Regions from separate parts of the Homo sapiens genome. Here region 2 is linked to region 1. A link is a loop called in an ENCODE intact Hi-C map of the cell type or tissue named here. Cell type or tissue: thyroid gland. All regions are shown on one strand. Links, peaks and the distances in the headings refer to the core of each region. The heading gives the core; the rest is flanking DNA.

Region 1 (10,382 bases), core at 1,201-9,200:
TTTATGGGTTCCAACACCTCCTGTTCCAAGAGACAAACATTCGTTCTGTTCAAAACTTTGTATCTCATTCCAGTGGGGTATTCTGCCAACCCATGTTTAGGTAATTGGTATTGTACTTTATTATTACCATAATTAGATATCTTCCCAATGGGAGGGAGTGAGTTTTCATTTTCTGTGAGAACTCATATGCAGGCAGATGTGTTTTGCTGGGAGTTGGGAGTGGGGCAAGAAACCAAACCTGGAAACCTGTTGATCCCACGGGGTGGTAAGAGATATACCTCTGCTATGCCACCTGCTGCCTTGTGGTTCTGAGTGGGTTTTGTTGTTGTTGTTGTTGTTGTTGTTATTTTTCCTTTAAAAATTATAAAAGCAATCTATCAGCCCCCTAAAAAAGTTTTGAAAAAATAACCCAACAGTAATTCCACTAGTCTGCGTAATCATTTTCATTTTTTAAAAAATCTTGGCTCAAATGCACGCGTAGTTTTACATTGTTATAGTCTGACAACATTTTTGTATTAGTCTTTTTAAACTTGACATTATAAATAATTTTCCTTGTTGCTATATAGATTTCATAATGAGAATTTTTATTATTTATTTATTTATTTATTTATTTTGAGATGGAGTTGCTCACTCTGTCGCCCAGGCTGGGGGCAGTGGTGCGATCTCTACTCATGGCAACCTCCACCTCCTGGGATCAAGTGATTCTCCTGCCTCAGCCTCCGGAGTAGCTGGGATTAAGGCGCCCACCACCACGCCTGGCTGATTTTTGTATTTTTAGTAGAGATGGGGTTTCATCATGTTGGCCAGGCTGGTCTTGAACTCCTGACCTCAAGCTATCCACTCACCTTGGCCTTCCAAAGTGCTGGGATTATAGGCAAGAGCCACTGCGACGGGCCCTTAATGAGAATTTTTAATGACTGCGTTATAGTCTATCAAGTATTTTTTTTTTTTTTTGGTCTTAGACATTTAAATTATTTTTGTGTGTATGTCTCCCTTTTGTGCTTTTTAAATAATGCTGTAACATATACTTTTGCATGTAGTTTTTGAGAATTTTTGTTCTTAGGATAAATTTCTGGAAGTGGGGTTCCTGGACCTAAAGTTTGCCACTTTTCTGGTTCTATGAAGCTACCATACTGCTTTCTGAAAGAATTGTGCCAATCTGCATCCAGAAAGGTTTTCAACATAAATGTGACGTAAGAAACACTTAAGCCAGTAAAGGCCCTGGAATGCTGAAGCAGATGCAGGACTTAAAGGGAGATGGTGAGGTTTTTCTTCTCCCTCCAGCAGGTTTGAGCCAGCCAGTTTCATGTTTCATCTGAAGTGTGAGTTTTATAAGAATTTCCTAATGGAAGGTCTCTCTAGGGCCTTGTGTTTCCTCTGTTGCAGTAGTTCTGTAGCTCTGCTTTCCCAGATCATGAAGGAGACAAGTATATTAATTTAAAATAGAATTATTATCCTATTCTTTGTATATTAGTCAAAATAGAATTTAGGCTTCCCCCAAACTGTCACTTGGCCAATTTGATAACTGTTGGTACTTTGCAAGTCACCCTGTTCCTCAGGTTTAATGGAGGAGCATTCACCAACTGATAACAGTTTTAGGGTGAAAAGGAATCAAGTGTGTCTGCTGAACAGAGAAAAAATACCTAGGGATGATATAATTTTCTAGAGTTTATTCATGAGACAACACAAATAGCAAATCATTTTGGATTTGATTGAATTTATGCAGAAAGAAACCCCAAAGTTATATAAAGTTAGTGAGTAATTACTAAGAGTAAATTAGCAGAAGTTATAGCCAGGTTTCATGTATTAATCAGTAGTTTTCTAAAGGCTGGAAGTGCTAAGTGGCTTTTTGCTAGTGCACATGATCGTGGAGGGATGATATTCCCTGAGAAGCTGAGGGAGTATGGTAGGAGTATACTCTCTGTGGCTTTGTAATAACCAGCCACCAATTTCCAGGTACTGAGGTTTAAGATCATCCAGGCAGGCTTGTTGCTACATTTCACTACTCTTTCCATCTCTGCCCCCACCTCTCCAGCATTTTAGAAACCTGTTGGGGTAAAACTGAGGTGTGTGGCTTCCTGTCATAGTATGTGGGGTTCTGCATGGGTGTGCTGGCTGTGTGTGCATTAGTTTGATGGGTGTGTAGTGAAGATGGTCCAGTGGGACCCTGGTGGTCACTGATTCTGTTTTCTGTTTCTGTTACAGCCCTTGCCAGCATCCAGCCATGGGGGATATGAAAACCCCAGATTTTGATGACCTTCTGGCTGCCTTTGACATCCCAGACCCCACCAGCCTTGATGCCAAGGAGGCCATCCAGACACCCAGTGAGGAGAATGAGAGTCCCCTCAAACCTCCAGGCATATGTATGGATGAAAGTGTGTCCTTGTCTCACTCAGGATCAGCCCCCGATGTGCCGGCCGTGAGTGTCATTGTCAAGAACACCAGCCGCCAGGAGTCATTTGAAGCGGAGAAAGACCACATTACTCCCAGTCTCCTACACAATGGATTCCGGGGCTCAGATCTGCCTCCAGATCCCCACAACTGTGGGAAATTTGATTCTACTTTTATGAATGGAGACAGTGCCAGGAGTTTCCCTGGCAAACTGGAGCCTCCCAAGTCAGAGCCATTACCCACCTTCAACCAGTTCAGTCCAATCTCCAGCCCAGAACCTGAGGATCCCATCAAAGATAACGGATTTGGGATAAAGCCCAAACACTCTGACAGTTATTTCCCACCCCCTCTTGGGTGCGGGGCTGTGGGAGGCCCAGTCCTGGAGGCTCTGGCTAAGTTTCCGGTTCCAGAGCTGCATATGTTTGATCATTTTTGTAAGAAAGAACCCAAGCCAGAACCCCTGCCCTTGGGGAGCCAGCAGGAACACGAGCAAAGTGGGCAGAACACAGTGGAACCTCACAAGGATCCGGATGCCACTCGATTCTTCGGGGAAGCTTTGGAGTTCAACAGCCATCCTAGCAACAGTATTGGAGAGTCCAAGGGGCTTGCCCGGGAGCTTGGTACCTGCTCATCAGTCCCCCCTAGGCAGCGTCTAAAGCCAGCTCATTCCAAGCTGTCCTCTTGTGTGGCAGCCTTGGTGGCCTTGCAGGCCAAAAGAGTGGCTAGTGTCACTAAGGAGGATCAGCCTGGCCACACAAAGGATCTCTCAGGGCCCACTAAAGAGAGTTCTAAAGGTAGCCCCAAAATGCCCAAGTCACCAAAGAGTCCCCGGAGCCCTCTGGAGGCCACTAGAAAAAGTATCAAGCCATCGGACAGCCCTCGTAGCATCTGCAGTGACAGCAGCAGCAAAGGCTCACCGTCTGTGGCTGCCAGCTCCCCACCAGCAATTCCCAAAGTGAGAATCAAAACCATTAAGACATCATCAGGGGAAATCAAACGGACTGTCACAAGGATCCTGCCAGATCCTGATGATCCAAGTAAGTCCCCTGTTGGGTCACCTCTAGGGAGCGCCATTGCAGAGGCCCCCAGCGAGATGCCAGGGGATGAGGTGCCTGTGGAAGAGCACTTTCCTGAGGCAGGCACAAATTCAGGGAGCCCCCAGGGGGCCAGGAAAGGGGACGAGAGCATGACAAAGGCCAGTGACTCGTCATCTCCCAGCTGCAGTTCTGGGCCCCGGGTCCCAAAGGGGGCTGCCCCAGGCTCACAGACAGGCAAGAAGCAACAGAGCACAGCACTGCAGGCATCCACCCTGGCCCCTGCCAACCTCCTGCCCAAAGCCGTGCACTTGGCCAACCTGAACCTCGTCCCCCACAGTGTTGCTGCATCAGTGACAGCCAAGTCTTCAGTGCAAAGACGGAGCCAGCCACAGCTTACACAAATGTCGGTGCCCCTGGTCCACCAGGTGAAAAAGGCTGCCCCACTGATTGTAGAGGTCTTCAACAAGGTCCTTCACAGCTCCAACCCCGTGCCCCTCTATGCGCCAAATCTCAGCCCGCCTGCGGACAGCAGGATCCACGTGCCGGCCAGTGGGTACTGCTGCCTGGAGTGTGGAGACGCATTTGCCTTAGAGAAGAGCCTGAGCCAGCACTATGGCCGGCGGAGCGTCCACATTGAGGTACTGTGCACACTGTGCTCCAAGACGCTGCTCTTCTTCAACAAGTGCAGCCTGCTCCGGCACGCCCGTGACCACAAGAGCAAGGGGCTCGTCATGCAGTGTTCCCAGCTGCTGGTGAAGCCTATCTCTGCGGACCAAATGTTCGTGTCGGCCCCTGTGAACTCCACGGCACCAGCAGCCCCAGCCCCTTCATCCTCTCCCAAACATGGCCTCACTTCGGGCAGTGCCAGTCCCCCTCCTCCAGCCTTGCCACTCTACCCAGACCCTGTGAGGCTCATCCGGTACTCAATCAAGTGTCTTGAATGTCACAAGCAGATGCGGGACTACATGGTCCTGGCTGCACATTTCCAGAGGACAACAGAGGAGACAGAGGGGCTGGTAAGCAGACCCTCACTGTTACGGGTATCGGGCCCCTGGCTCACACAGGTTCCATGACTGGGCATGGAGAGGAAAGCTCATTGATATGGGGGCAGTGGTGGAATCTTATGAGTCTTAGAAGAGGATGTCTGCCTGAATATTTAGTGTTTGGTGTTTGTTGGAAAAGGTGTCCTGCCCATACTGAGGTGAGACCCTAATTTAGCAAGTGTATTTACGGACGTGTCCCGTGTTCCACTCAACTTCCCCTCAAAGGGTCTGTCAAGGCCCAGTGTCAGGCCCGAGATAGGTCTTTACTGGATGATCTCCCTCTGGTCTCTGGCAGGTGTCAGCACAGTCTTAGCATGTGACCAAGGAACTTGGGGACAGAGATAGCTGAGTCACTGCCCCTGCACCTCAGTCTGTTCTAAGAACTTTGTCTTTTTTTTTTTTTTCTTGAGACGGAGTCTCACTCTGTCACCCAGGCTGGAGTGCACTGGTGGGATCTCAGTTCACTACAACCTCTGCCTCTGGGGTTCAAGTGATTCTTATGCCTCAGCCTCCCAAGTAGCTAGGACTCCAGGCATGTGCCACCACGCCTAGCTAATTTTTGTATTTTTAGTAGAGACAGGGTTTCACCATGTTGCCCAGGCTGTTCTTGAACTCCTGGCTTCAAGTGATCTGCCCACCTCAGCCTCCCAGAGTGCTGGGATTACAGGCGTGAGCCACTGTCCCCAGCCAAAGAACTGTGTCTTTAATAAGTTGTTGTTCTGCCCTGCAGTGACACAGCTGTTCTTGCAGAGTCCTTTTGTGGAAACTGCAGTAGGGCCAATGGCAGGGCTGGGATAGGAGGAAGGAGAGTGGACAGACATGTGGGGCCTGTGGCAGAGGTTTATGGAGCCTCCTTCTTTCAACTGCGTTCTCACCACTCCAGGAAAGCAACTGTGCTTGTCTGCTTGTTTTGATTCTTGGTTATGCTTGATGAGATTCATTTAAAAAAAAAAAAAAAGCCTTCTGCGCTGAGAATACCCTTTGGCACCTTCTGTGTCTATGTTATGTGTTAGTGGTTTCTCTGAAGAAAGAGGCCTCCAGAAGGTGGTTCTCTTCATGACATAGCCAGACCCACCCCTCATGGTGCTTCCCTAAGCTGGTGCTACAGAGGCCTGGGAGGAAAGTAAAACAGCTCTTTTTGCTTCAGTTCAGCCAGGGTTCTGTGCATGTGTTGGTAGCTGTTGAGCTTTGCATGTGTTCCCTGAGTGCCCACTGTGCATGGGCTGGGGGTCTATGCCAACCAGGGGATGCCGGCAGAAGGGAGTCTAACCTTCAGGAGCTTACAGTGGCCTAGCAAGGGCAGTGGTCACCACCCAAACAGCTACAGTATATGGCCAACTGAGAGTGGGGCTAAACCAAGGTTATAAACTTAGTTGCGCAGAGTGCCCCAGAGGGACTAATTCACGATGACTCCATGCGTAAGGAAGATGCTGTGTGGAGGTGAAATTTAAGTTGGGCTTGCAAGGATGAGTTTGGAGGAGTAGGAGGGGCAAGGGTGTTTTGAGTATAGGGAGCAAAGGAATATGAGAGTGCAGAGTGGGTTTGAAGAAGAGGACATTGTTATGCATGAGGCTGGTCTTGGAAATATTAGGGTAGAGGTCAGAGGTTGAGTTTGGCGGGCCTGTAGGGCTTCTGCAGAGGACTCAGCCCCCCAAAGGGGCCAGAAGGTGCTATAGGATCCCACTGTGGCCTCTCATCTCCTCCTGCTCTGTTTCAGTTTGCATTTTTCTTCTGATGCGTCAGATGGGGTGTGGGCACTCTGGGTCTCTTCCCCTGGGGCTTCAGTGTTCTTGCTGCCCCAGCATGGTTGAGTTGGGCCAGGTTTACTTTATCTGAGTCAAGGGGCCATGAGGAGGCCCCATGGCAGTGGAGGTCTGATGCCTGGGCCTGGGATTTTTTCACACTGGTCCTTACGTATCTTTTTTTTTTTTTTTTTTTTTTTTTGTGAGACGGAGTCTTGCTTTGTTGCCCAGGATGGAGTGCAGTGGTGCGATCTCGGCCCACTGCAGCCTCTGCCTCCTGGGTTCAAGTGATTCTCCTGCCTCAGCTTCCTGAGTAGCTGCGACTACAGGTGTGCGCCACCATGCCTGGCTAATTTTTGTATTTTTAGTAGAGATGGAGTTTTGCCATGTTTGCCCAGGCCGGTCTTGAACTTCGGACCTCAAGTGATCCACCTGCCTCGGCCTCCCAAAGTGCTGGGATTACAGGCATGAGCCATCACACCCGCCTCCTTGTGCATCTTCTAAAATTTGAGTAGGCAGAGGTCTGGGTGTAGGATCCCAGGCTGGCATGGCACCTTTCTCATCTTACATCCTCTCTGTGTCATTCTGCCCTAGTGGGAGCTGGAGAAGAGCACCCGCCGACAGGAAGGGAAGGAGTGCACAGAAGGCTATCAGGCCTCTCTCAGCCAGCTCCAAATCCCTCACAAAATCTCATGCCACTCATTGTGGCTTCTGAGTCTCAGGGAAAGGGTGAGCCCTGAGCTATGGGATTAAAAACTAGGCTTGATGGCTGCTGGGCTTGGGTTTTCCACAGGACAGTATCTAGCTTCAGCCCATGTGTCCAGGGCAGGGGGTGGACAGATAGTTGGGCTCCACACCACAGCAGGGACTGTGGGAACAGCATCGGTTTGGGATTTCCATCTTCTTCCTGGGAGTCTGCCCCTGAATGGAGCATGCCTCCCTCTGCAGTGACCCAGGGAGTTCTTTCATCCTTCCTCTTGCTTTCCAAGCCACGCTGTTGGGGCAGGATGTCAGCCAGATGGATATTGTCATTCCACCCAACACAATTAATAACAGTCCCTTAGTATTACCTACTACAAGTTCATATTCAGATTTTTCCAGTTATGTCAAAAAATGTCTTTTTACAGTTGGGATTATTTTGAGTCAGGATCTGAACATGGGGCTATACATCACGTTTGTTTATGTTTCATAAATATCTCAGTCTGGAACAGTACCTCTTCCCACTCCATCCTAGTAGGCACCCTCTTTTCATGCCATTGACTTGTTGAAGAAATTGGGTCATGTGTTCTGAGCATTTTCCAGAACAATTCTGGGTTTAACTGATTGCTTCCTAAGTTTTCCAGAACTTTGAGTTTTACTGATTACTTCCTCATGCAGGGAATTTTTTCCTCCATATCCCATATTTTTTCCTGTAGACTGGAAGTAAGCAATAAAAACTTGATTAGATTCAGGTCAGTTTTGATGGAGGGTGGGGGTGGAGGGTGCTGCGTTCTTCCTGTTTCATAACTTAAGGAGGCACAAAGTGCCTGATTGTCTTCACTTTTAATGATGCTGAATTAATGAGAGTGAATTTAGGTGATAATATTCTGATCCCTTCATTGTAAAGCTCCCCACCTTTTACCTAATTATCCATCAGTAATCACTGCTTGAGTCTAATTTTATTGAGTTTCAAAGGATATTTTTCTAATTCTATTGTTTCTTTCTCATTTATTAGCTAGAATTCTGTATAAAGTATATTTTTTGCTTCCGTGAGGGCTATTTGGTTACTCTGAAATATAGTTTACGTTGGAAAATGGGATAATTTGTTTCTTTTAATTAACAGTTCTCAGAGTTGTGAGTTGATACCCTGACAATCTCAATTGGTGTTCTAAGAGTCCCTCTTCTATTTTTTAAAAATTGTGGTAAAATACACGTAATGTAAAATTTCCCATCACAATCATTTTGATGTGTACAGTTCAGTAGTGTTAATGTTAAGTATATTCACACTGTTGTGAAACCAGTCTCCAGAACTCTTCATGTTGCAAAACTGAAACCCTGTACTCGTTTTAAAAAAGAAACAAACAAAAAACAATTCCCATTTATCTTCCTCCTCCCAAGCCCTGGCAACCACCCTTATGTTTTCTGTCTCTAGGAGTTTGACTATTCTAGGTATCTCATACAAGTGGAATCACACAGCATTTATCTTTTTGTGACTGGCTTTTCCATTTAGCATGTCCTCAAGATTCATTTATGTTGTAGCATATGTCAGAATCTCCTTCTTTTTTGGCCGGGCATGGTGGCTCACACCTGTAAGCCCAGCACTTTGGGTGGCTAAGGTGGGTGGATCATTTGAGGTCACGAGTTCGAGACCAGCCTGGCCATCATGGTGAAACCCTGTCTCTATTTAAAAAAAAAAAAACAAAAAAAACAAAACAGAAAACCAAAAAACAAAAATTAGCCAGGTGGTAGTGGTGCGTGCCTATAATCCCAGCTACTCAGGAGGCTGAGGCAGGAGAATTGCTTGAGCCTGGGAGGTGGAGGCTGCGGTGAGCCAAGATCATGCCACTGCGCTCTAGTCTGGGCATCAGAGACCCTGTCTCAAAAAAAAAAAAAAAGTCCCTTCTTTTTTTAAGGCTGAATAATATTCCATTGTGTGTACATACCACATTTTATTTATCCTTTCATCCATTGATGGATACTTGGGTTATTTCCACTTCTTAGCTATTGTGAATAATGTTGCTATGAACATAAGCATAAAAGTGTATCTCTTTGAGACCTTGCTTTTAAGTCTTTTTGGTACACACCCAGAAGTGGCATTGCTAGATCATATGGTACTTCTGTGTTTAATTTTCTGAGATACCACTGTACTATTTTCCACAGTAGATGCACCATTTTATATTCCCACCAACAGTGCCCAAGTGTTCCAGTTTCTCCATATCCTCACCAGCACTTATTTTCTGTTCTTTCAAATAGTAGCCATCCTAGTGGGTTTGAGGTGACCTCCTCTATTAGTTTAAATGTTGTCATGGCTCATTGATTTTTATATATTCAGTATATTTACATATTCAGTCATTCTTTTTAATGCTCATGTTATCCTATCTTTGGTCAGTGGCAAGCCCCTTCGAGCTGGCTTCTATATCCCTCTAGTCAGCTCCTCTGACCCCACATCAGTGGCCACCTCTGTGAGTAGGACAGGTGTCCCCTTTACTAAGAAGTTAAGAAGGGCCTCTCCAGCATGCAGGCACCAGCGAAGTCTTTTACTTTTTCCCTCTGGGCTGGCTGCTTGTCAGAGCTCTGCCCATCAGAGCGTAATTAGTCTGGTTGTAGTACTTGTACTTCCCCTGGTTTTCTCCTGGGGCTGGGAACAAAGGAGCTGCTACCTAATCTGCCCTTGTCTGTGGGTATGTTTGCTTAGCTGTGGCTCAGGGAACCCCCGCCACCCATCCCACCCCCCAACCCCCACCCCCGCAACTCTCCTAACCTGCAGAGTGGGCAAACAGGGCTAGAGCAATGGAAACTGACAAGACCACTCAGTCAGTCTTTATTGAGAGCCTTCTGAGTACCAATCAGGGTGGTCTCAGATCCACTTTGGAAGTCACTGATCCACCTGACTCGAGGTGCTGAGCAGGTCTCTACCAGGCCAATGTTGGGGGTAGATGGCAAGAACTGCCTCTACTGAGCTGTGACAGAGACCCTGGTGGGTCTAGCAGTGCAGTGAGGTCTTAGAATTCAAGATGTGCTTTAGGCCTCTGCAAAGGAAAAGCTGGTCCTCTGCTAAGCCACAGGAAAGAAACACAGTCCTGGGGCGGAACTGGTCTTTGAGAGAATAGGGTCAGGTCTGTCTCTGATTAATAGGGTGTCAGACAAAGCTTGCTTGGGTATCAGTATCAGCACTGGAAATGAGGTCTAGGGGTGTCAGAAGTGTCCAGGAGAGTTGGAAGAGAGAGTGGTTGGGGGAAGGGGTTATTCTGACCCATGTACTAGCAAACCAGACAGCCCTGATTGGAGAGCCACAGGCCTATGGCCCCTGCATGATCTGCTTTCTTGGTGTTCTTTCCTAGACCTGCCAGGTATGCCAAATGCTGCTGCCCAACCAGTGCAGTTTCTGTGCCCACCAGCGGATTCATGCACACAAGTCCCCCTACTGCTGCCCGGAGTGTGGGGTCCTCTGCCGCTCTGCCTACTTCCAG
Region 2 (10,382 bases), core at 744-8,743, 60 kb after region 1:
GTCCAGGAAATGCTGGTTAAATCTGGGTTTATCTAAGGTTCTGGAGTCAGGCATACCTATATGCAAATCTGACTGCCTTAACATGGCGTGATCTAGAGCAAGTTGTAAAACTGGAAGAATAATCATAACAATACCTACTTCGTAGGGCTGTTGTAAGAATCTGGTGCCCTCTAAGAACTAAGTAAGTGGCAGTTGGGATCAGATATGACTATGGTGGGAAACAGAGGCAAAGTGTTTTTACTTGGTAACAGGAGTGCCATCATCTTCTAGGGAACAGGTAGCTGACAGAGAAAAGATTATGTTTTGTGTGGAGACAGGGGTAGTGGAGTGTCCACTCCCCAAAGAGGCAGATGGGTGGCAGCGTTAAGGAGCTTGAGGGGTGGGATTGAGAGGGCAGGAAGGAAACAATTCGTCCCTTTTGGTTATTTCTTTATGTTTCAGGGGCTTGGGGGGCATTATTTCACAGTGGTTTTGGGAGACAGAGTGTTTTATAGTGGGACAGAAAGAAGACAGTGTTTCTTATGAGTGGCAGAAGGAAAAGTATTTCAAGAGTGGGGCTGGGGTGGATAAAATAGATAGAACATATTTACACTGAGACAAATACTGGTTATTTATTTGAAGTCCCAATTTAACTGGGTGTCGGTATTTCTTTCTTTCTTTGGTTTGTTTATTTGTTTGTTTGTTTTTTGAGATGGAGTTGCCCAGGCTGGAGTGCAGTACAGTGGTGCGATCTCAGCTCACTGCAGCCTCCGGCTCCCGGGTTCAAGCAGTTCTTGTGTCTCAGCCTCCAAAGTAGTTGGAATTACAGGTGTGAGGCACCATGCTCAGCTAATTTTTGTATTTTTAGTAGAGACAGGGTTTTGCTGTGTTGACCAGGCTGATCTTGAACTCTTGACCTCAAGTGATCTGTCCACCTCAGCCTCCCAAAATGTTGGGATTACAGGCGTGAGCCGCCGTGCCCAGCCCAGTATTTCTTTTTGCTAAATCTGATAACCTTAAGTGGAGACATCCTCTGGTTTTGGTGAGAACTAAGATGAGACTGTTTCTTAGGATAGAGGAAGCAGTTATAGATCGGGAATGGCTTCATGGGGGAACAGGAGGAAAGCAGTGTTTCCCAGGGGTAGGGACAGAGGACAGGTGGTTTCTCGGAGCAGTGAAGGGAAGCACATGAGGGACAAGCTGATACAGCACCTGGCAGAGGGCAAAGGGGAAAGGATGCTTTGTGGAGAACAGGAGGGGCTTTCCCATGGAGAGAACTTTCATGGTGGGAAGGAGGGAAAGACTAGTTTTAAGGGTGACCATGGGAAATGGTTTTATTTCATGGGTGCTAAGGTTAGACTGTAGGAACAGTAGTTCAGAGGGCTTTGGAGTGGAACAAACCTCAAGGACCTAAAACCAGACTTTCTGGAACCTGTTCCTGACTCTTGTCCCCCTCATGCCTGGTCTCCTGTAGTTTTGGCCACTGGAATGGTAAGTTCACAGTGGCCCGGGGAAGGCTTTGTGGGGCTGCTGCACATGCCTGACAGCCCACAGGCTGGACAGCAGGGACTTTTGGAAGAGATGGCTCTCATAGGCCCTCATAGCTCATTTAGGAAGGGACCAGGCTGGTGGCCAAGTGAGTGTGCAAATCTGGCTTCTCTGCCTAAATGGTGAGGAACCCAATACCAGATGGTGGCATCCTCCTGGTAGGGCCAGAGGAGGAAGTACCAGCCCCCTCTTCCTTGCCTCCCAAAGGTAGGAGGAGGGGCTCAGGCAGTGTGGTACCTGAGAAGTTGTCTGTGTTGGTTCCACTGCTCCAACAAAAACCTCATGGTTAGGCTGGGTACAGTGGCTCATGCCTGTAATCCCAGCACTTTGGAAGGCCGAAGCAGGTGGCTCACTTGAGGTTAGGAGTTTGAGACCAGCTTGGCCAACATGGTGAAACCCCATCTTTACTAAAAATACAAAAAATTAGCCGGGTGTGGTGGCACGTGCCTGTAATTCTGACCACTTGGGTGGCTGAGGCAGGAGAATTGCTAGAACCTGGGAGGTGGAGGTTGCAGTGAGCAATAGTTTAGATAGTCTCATGAGACTAAGGAGACAAAAATTAGAGCCCATGGTCTCAAGAGTGGGAGCCCTTGTAAGCCCCCTGGGTTTTGGGTTGGGACTCTGAAGGTTTGTACCCTAGGAGAAAGGGGAATCAAGTAAATTAGTCTCACGGTATTGAGTTACTGACGAGCTCCAAGTTACATGGATAACTAAGAAATATCTCAATCCCTGAAATTAGAATTAGGTGGTTCAAGATACCTAGTGCCCTCAGGCACCTGGCAGAAGCAAACAAAAATCATATCTGGAGGATGACAGCATCATCTTAAGCCTGAAATTATTTTTAAAAAGTATTTCAAATATAATATTCAGCATGAAATGAAGATAAGTCCACAGAAGATAGAAATTGGCCCACAGGTTGCCGGGCACAGTGGCTCACGCTTGTAATCGCAGTACTTTAGGAGGCTGAGGTGGGCAGATCACTTGAAGCCAGGAGTTCAAGACCAGCCTGGCCAATGTGGTGAAACCCTGTCTCTACTAAAAATATAAGAATTAGGCCAGGCATGGTGGCTCATGCCTGTAATCCCAGCACTTTGGGAAGCTAAGGTGGGTGGATAACAAGCTCAGGAGTTCAAGACCAGCGTGGCCAAGATGGTGAAACCCTGTCTCTACTAACAATACAAAAATTACCTGGGCGTGGTGGCGGATGCCTGTAATCCCAGCTATTCGGGAGGCTGAGGCAGATAATTGCTTGAACCTGGGAGGCGGAGGTTGTGGTGAGCTGAGATTGCACCACTGCACTCCAGCCTGGGTGACAGAGTGAGGCTCCATCTCAAAAAAACCCAAAAAAACAAAAAACAAAAATTAGCCAGGTGTGGTGGTGCATGCCTGTAATTTCAACTACTTGGGAGGCTGAGGCACGAGAATCACTTAAACCTGGGAAGCAGAGGTTGCAGTGAACTGAGATTGTGCTACTGCACTCCAGCCTCGGTGACAGAGTGAGATTCTGTCTCAAAAAACAAAAGAAAAGAAAGAAATTGGCCCACAGGTTTCCAACTTTTGGAATTATTAGACATGAATTATAAAATTAAAATTAGTTTACCTCCTTCATATATCGAAGGAGATAAGAAGACAAGATTGCAAATTTCACCAAATACCTAGAAACTATAAAAAGTGGAAAAGGCCGAGCGCAGTGGTTCACGCCTGTAATCCCAGCACTTTGGGAGGCTGAGGCAGATGGATCACCTGAGGTCAGGAGTTCGAGACTAGCCTGGCCAACATGGTGAAACCCCATCTCTACTAAAAATACAAAACTTAGCTGGGTGTGGTGATGCACATCTGTAATCCCAGCTACTCAGTAGGCTGAGGCAGGAGAATCGCTTGAACCCGAGAGGTGGAGGTTGCAGTGAGCTAGGATCACGCCACCGCGCTCCAGCCTGGGCAACAGAGCGAGACTCCGTCTCAAAAAAAAAAAGGTGGAAAAGACTTGAAAATGAACCAACTAGAATTCCAGAGCTGAAAAATACAATAACTAATATTATTTATTCTGGTTATGGCAGTTTTATTTCTGGATAAGATGGAGTAAATACACTTGATTCTGTATCTCCCACTGAATGCAGCCTAAAATTTAGGCAAAATGTATAATACACCTACTTGACAACTTTGAAAAGCAAATAGTCGCAGACAGATTGGGGATGAAGACCAGAACTCAAAGTACCACTGAACCTACGGTGTTTACTTTTTTTTTTTTTCCCTTCTGGCATTTCCTGGCCTGGTCTTAATGCTGTTTGAAACCCAGATGTAAACATTAACTTGGGCAGAGAGAGTTCCAGAAGCCCTCTAGATCAGCCTTCAGGAATGGAAAAGAGATTTCTTGGCAGTGACAGTGGTAGCAACAGAGGCCACAGGTGCCTAAAACTTTGAGAGAAGAGAATCTTCCCCTCTATTCAGAGGAGCTGTGATCCTAAGAGTGGGACAAGTCCCTGTTCCTTTTTTTTTCTCCTGGGTCTCTTCCTTGGTCCAGATCACAGGCTCATGTGTGAAACAATGTGGCAGAGAGGGGTAAAGGAAGCTCCAGCTATTTGGCCAGAAGACTGAAAAAGGGGGCCCTATGGGGGAAACCGTGGAAAGGGAAAAGCTTGGGAAAATGACCTCTGAGAATCATTAATGACCTCTGGGTTTATAAACTCTTTATAAATTTCTGGGCTCATCCCCAGATTGTTCCTGCATGGATCTGATTCTGAAGAGCATATAAAAAACTTTGAGAATGAAATACTTGGGAGAATAAAAAACTTCGAGAATAAAAACACTAATGAACCATCATGTAAGTCCCACACTGGCCACTGGGTGGCACACACACAGGGCAGATCCAAATAGCACTGCAGGCCGGGTGTGGTGGCTCATGCCTGTAATCCCAGCACTTTGGGAAGCCGAAGCAGGCAGATCACTTGAGGTCAGGAGTTCGAGACCAGCGTGGCCAAAATAGTGAAACACTTTCTCTACTAAAAATAGAAAAAATTAGCCAGGCATAGTGGCACATGCCTGTAGTCCCACCTACTCGGGAGGCTGAGGTGGGAGAATTGCTTGAACCCGGGAACCTGGGAGGCAGAGGTTGCAGTGAGCTGAGATCATGCCATTGCACTCCAGCCTGGGTGACAGAGTAAAGCTTCGTCTCAAAAATAAAACAACAACAATAAAAAAACCCCAAACAGCATTGGAAATGCTTGGAAAATGGAACCGAGATTGAAACTATAACCTCAGAGGCCTGAATGGAATTTGTAGCCTGAACACAACTAGGTAGATTGCCTTCCAAGACAAAGATGTTAATACTCTCCATAAGATTTAAACAAGAATCAGAGTCTTGTAATATTTAAAATGTCCAAATACAATAAAAGTTACATGGCATATGAAAAATCATGAAAATCTCCACTTGCATGGAAAGACAATCAAAGAGTGCCAATGCCACAGTGACACAGATGTTAGAATCATCTGACTTTAAAATCATCTGACTTTACTATAAAAATGTGGCAAGTAAGGGTGAATACTCTGGAAACAAATGGAAAGATAGAAAGTCTCAGCAAAGAGGTAAAAGACTAGGCTGGGGAACATGGCAAAACCCTGTCTTTACAAAAAATACAAAAAAGTTAGCTGGGCATAGTGGTGTGTGTCTGTAGTCTGAGCTATTTGCAGGGCTGAGGTGGGAAGAACACTTGAACCCAGGATGTTGAGGGTGCAGTGAGCTGAGATCACGCCACTGAACTCCAGCCTGGACAAAGGGAGACCCTGTCTCAAAACAAACAAACAAACAAACAAAAAGAGGTAAAAGATATGAAGAACCAAATATCAATTTTATTCATTTTTTATTTTTTATTTTTTTGAGACAGAGTTTTGCACTTGTTGCCCAGGCTGGATTGCCTGGCACGCTGCAGTGGCATGATCTCGGTTCACTGCAACCTTCACCTCCTGGGTTCAAGAGATTCTCCTGCCTCAGCCTCCTGAGGGAGTAGCTGGGATTACAGACGTGTGCCGCTACACTTGGCTAATTTTGTATTTTTAGTACAGGGGTTTCACTGTGTTGGCCAGCCTGGTCTTGAACTCCTGACCTCAGGTGATCCACTCACCTCAGCCCCAAATATCAATTTTAGAATTGAAATTTACAATAACTGAATAAAAAGACTTACTGGTTGAGCCCAACAACAGAGTGATAGGTGACAGGGAGAAGACAGTGAACTTGAAGTTAAAGCAATAGAAATTATTCAATCTGAACACATACGCCCATACACGCACAGAGAGAGAGGAAGGGAGGGAGAAACGGGGAGAGAGAGAGAGAGAGAGAGAGAGAGAGAGAGAGAGAGAGGAATCAGAAAAATCAATGAACAGAGCCTCAGAGACTTGGAGTGCTGTATCAAAAAGTCTAACATTTGTGTCACTGGATAATCAGAAGGAGAAAGAGAAAGACAGTGATGCAGAAAAAAATATCTGAAGGAATAATGGCTGAAAACTTTCAAAATTTGGCAAAAGTCAAGAAGTTCAGCAAACCCTAAACAGGAAAAGCCCATAGAATTCCACATCCAGAAACCTCATAGCCAAACTGTTGGAAAGTAAAGACAATGAAAAACTCTTGGAAGTAGCCAGAGAAACATAATACATTATTTATAGGGAAGCAATGATTTGAATGACTATAGATTTCTCATCAGAAACAATGGAGGCCAAAAGGAAGTGGAACAACATTTTTTTTTAATGCTAAAAAAAAGAACTTTCAACCTATAATTCTACATTTAGCAAAAATATCTTTAAGTATTGAAAGTGAAATAAAGACATTCTCAGATAATGGAAAAAACAAGACACTACATTGTCAGCAGACCTGTTCTAGAAGAATTGCTAGGCTGGGAGCTGTGGCTCACGCCTGTAATCCCAGCACTGTGGGAGGCTGAGGCAGGTGGATCACCTGAGGTCATGAGTTCGAGACCAGCCTGACCAACATGGTGAAACCTTGTCTCTACTAAAAATACAAAAAAAATTAGCCAGGGGTGGTGGGGGGCACCTGTAATCCCAGCTACTGGGGAGGCTGAGGCAAGAGAATCACTTGAACCTAGGAGGCAGAGGTTGTGGTGAACTGAGATTGCACCACTGTACTCCAGCCTGGGTGACAAAGCCAGACTTGATCTCAAAAAAAAAAAAATAAAAAGAAAAAGAATTGCTAAAGTAAATTTTTCATAGAGAAAGGAAATAATACCAGAAGGAAACTTGAAACATCAAGAATGAAAGAAGGGCAATGGAAATGGTAAATATCCTGGTAAATATAATAGATTATTTCATCTTGATTTCTTTAAAATATGTTTGAAGGTAAAAAGTAAAAAAAAAAAATTACATTGCTGGAGTTTTTTTAATGTATGCAAATATAATATATAAGACAAATACAACATAAAGGGGCATAGGGTAAAGAGACCTATATGATGGTGAGATTACTGTATGGCACTTGAAGTGGTAAAATATTGACTCTAAGTAGACTGTGGAGAGTTAAGTATGTATATTGTAAGCCCTAGAGCAACAACAGAAATACTATACAAAGAGATATAGTAAAAATCACACTACGTAAGTTAAAGTGGAATACTAAAAGATGTTCTAATCTAAAAGGAGGCAAGAATAGGGAAACACAGGAAGGAAAAACAGGAAACAAATAGAAAACAAATAGTAAAATTATTGAGTAAAATCTAAACCTATAAATAATTATATTAACTATAAATGGTCTGAGCATATCAATTAAATGACAGATTGTGAGACAGGACCAGAAAAACTTTCCCAACTTGATGCTGTCAATAAGAAATCCATTTCAAATATAGTGATATAGGTCAGTTACAAGTAAAATAATAGAAAAATATATACCATGCAAACACTAATCAGATGAAAGCTGGAATGGCAATATTAATATCAGACAGAGTAGATTTCTGAGGAAAGAAAATTACTGGCTGGGTGCAGTGGCTCACACCTGTAATCCCAGCACTTTGGGAGGACAAGGCAGGCAGATCACCTGAGGTCGGGAGTTCGAGACCAGCCTGACCAACATGGAGAAAACCCATCTCTACTAAAAATACAAAAATTAGCCAGGCATGGTGGTGCATGCCTGTAATCCCAGCTACTTGGGAGGCTGAAGCAGGAGAATCACTTGAACCCGGGAGGTGGAGGTTGCGTTGAGTCGAGATCACGCCATTGCACTCCAGCCTGGGCAACAAGAGTAAAACTCTGTCTCAAAAAAAAAAAATTACTAAGAGAAAAATAGTGAACTATCTAGTGATAAAAGGGTCAATTCAAGAAGACATAACAATAAAAAATGTGTATGCACCTAACAACATACCTTCAAAATACATGAAGCAAAACCTGACAGAACTGAAAGTAGAAATATACAGAAAACAATAATTATAGTTGGAGACTTTAACACTCCTCTCTCTCAGTAATCAATAGAACTAGTAGACAGAAAATCAGTAAGGATATAAAAGAACTGAACAGCACCAGCAACCAACTATCTAATAGACATATATAGAATACTCTGTGTAACAACAGAATACTCATTCTTTTCAAGTGCATATAAAATATTCACCAAAATAGATTATATCCTGGACCATAATATAAATCTTAACAAATGTGAAGTAATTGAAATAATACAAAGTATGTACTCTGACCAAAATGAAATTAAACTAGAAATCAATGACAGAAAGATAATAGAAAAATTTCTAAACACTTTTAAATTAAAGAACATACTTTTATGGGCCAAGGAAGAAGTCCTAAGGCCAATTAGAAAACATTTTAAATTGAATGAAAGTGAAAATACAACATACCAAAATGTTGGATGCTGCTAAATCAGTGCCTTGAAGAAAATGTATAGCATTAAAATGTTTATATTAGAAAAGAAAAAGGATCTGAAATATCAATAACCTAAGTTCCCACCTTAGAAAACTAGAAAAAGAAGAGAAAAATAAATCCAAAGCAAACAGATAGAAAAGAACAGAAAATAATGAAACCAAAAACAGGAAAATTATGGAGAAAATAAACCCAAAGCTAGTTATTTGAAAAGATCAATAATATCAATAAACTTCTGGCAAGACTTAGAAAAAAAAAAAAAAGAAGACACAAAATACAAGTATTAAGAATGAAAGAGGGGATATCACTACAGACCCTGTAAGGATTGACAGGGTGAAAAAAAAAAAAGACTACTATGAAAAACTGCACATAAATTTAACAACTTAGATGAAATAGAGCAGTTATTTAAAAATTATAAACTACCAAAACTTATGCAAAAATGACTGCCCTGCCCCATCCCTGTTAAGGTCCTGGTTTTGTCCCTTGCTCTTCCAAACCAGCATTCCAGGGCCATGCCCCCTTAGAGGGTTATAAACCATACTATTTTTCATTCAGTTGTTCATTCCTGTGAACCCCTTATGTGTTTGGTACTGTGAAGAATGCAAAGGTGAATAAAACTTTTTATTTTTATTTTTATGTTTTTATTTTAAGAGACAGGGTCTTACTCTATTGCCCAGGCTGGAGTGCAAGTGTCATAATCATAGCTTACTGCAGCCTCGAACTCCTGGGCTCAAGCAATTCTCCCACCTCAGCCTCCAGAGTAGCTAGGACTACAGGCATATGCCACCACACCTGGCTAAATATTTTGTTTTTTTTTTGTAGAGACAGGGTCTTGCTGTGTTGCCAGGCTGGTTTTGAACTTTGGGCCTCAAGCAATTCTCCTACAATGGCTTCCCAAAGCACTGGGATTCTAGACATGAGCAACCATATCTGGCCATACACTGAGTCCTTAATATCTGAGAATTTATGAGGGAAGAGGGAAAAAGACAGCATGGCAAATTAAACCTCCTAATATCCCTTGTAGTAAAAAAGCTTACATAGAGCCAACTAGGTTCATTCTGCTCACACCATTTTTATTTTTAAGAAACATATGACATTCCTTCTCATATCTTTACACAGTTCCAGATATACACACACACACACACACACACACACACACACACACCCTCTGTCATAATGTTTAGTTAGAGGGGTCAGCCCTTGTAGAAGTGTACAGAGAATATTCAGTCATCCACCATGTATTTATTGATTTCCAACTCCCAGGCCTGTACTGGGCCCTCTTCAAAGGGGAAGAATTCACAGATTAGCAGATGACATATGCATGAAATAAATACCACACAGAATGGGGGTATAATGATGGAATTAGTAAATTTGCTATGGGGGCCACTAACTTTTTTGGGGTAGAGGAGGGAACTCAGGAAGTCTTTAAAGAAGAAAAGAAACTTGAGTGAGGTCTTCAAGGATGAGAAGGAGTCCTTCAGGTGGTCAAGGAGTAGGTGAGAATGTCTGGTACAGAAAAAAGTACATAAAAGAGTTACTAAATAGCACAGTTGTCAGTACAGTTAAGTTAGTGTTGGGCGGAGGGACCCAAGAGATGAACCTGGAGAAACAGATCTGGGATTCTTGCTGAGGGACGGGCCTCACTGATCACACAAGGGTTGATTTCCTTATATATTTTCATTTTTAATTGTATTTTTGTTAACTGTATGTCACATGCACAAGGTATAAAATTCAAAAAGTACAAAAGATACATAGAGAATATTAAGTCTCCCCACTTCCCTATCCCCACTGCTCAGGTCCTCTCCCTGAAGGCAGTTACCAAAGCAGGTTCTTTGGGCATCCTTCCAGAGCTATTTTCTTTACATTTGAAAATACGTGTGTGTGTGTCTGTGTATTTTCCACACAAAGGTTGCATATTATACTTTCTATCCTTTACCTTGCTTTTTTATTTGGATGTTTGTTTTATTTATTTGGAATATGGATATACCATAATTCATTGG

Evidence for each region. Hi-C counts contacts between places; a loop is a spot of excess contacts. Peaks named below come from ENCODE experiments on the same cell type or tissue, not always from the same donor. Only the 100,000 strongest peaks of a DNase experiment are listed, where the experiment ranks them.
Region 2: it touches region 1 in a loop (4-fold over the local background); 2 of 110 quality-filtered maps call a loop at or near these places.

What each region holds. Positions count from the first base shown.
Region 1 is chr15:84,780,452-84,790,833 of GRCh38, forward strand. It overlaps ZNF592 (zinc finger protein 592), which reads left to right. Exons shown (of 11, transcript NM_014630.3): 4 at 2,206-4,444; 5 at 10,254-10,382. The coding sequence starts at 2,225. Among named protein-coding and RNA genes, the nearest start is that of ALPK3, 32 kb to the right of the region's middle. RefSeq lists enhancers at 2,049-2,636, 2,637-3,224, 7,726-7,895. In thyroid gland, for the core only: no CTCF peak of the experiment used is centred there; a DNase peak (open chromatin) is centred at 5,250; H3K27ac peaks cover 2,186 bases.
Region 2 is chr15:84,841,369-84,851,750 of GRCh38, forward strand. All of the region lies in intron 5 of ALPK3 (alpha kinase 3), which reads left to right. Among named protein-coding and RNA genes, the nearest start is that of ALPK3, 29 kb to the left of the region's middle. In thyroid gland, for the core only: a CTCF peak has its summit at 4,361 (motif pointing right); a DNase peak (open chromatin) is centred at 4,393.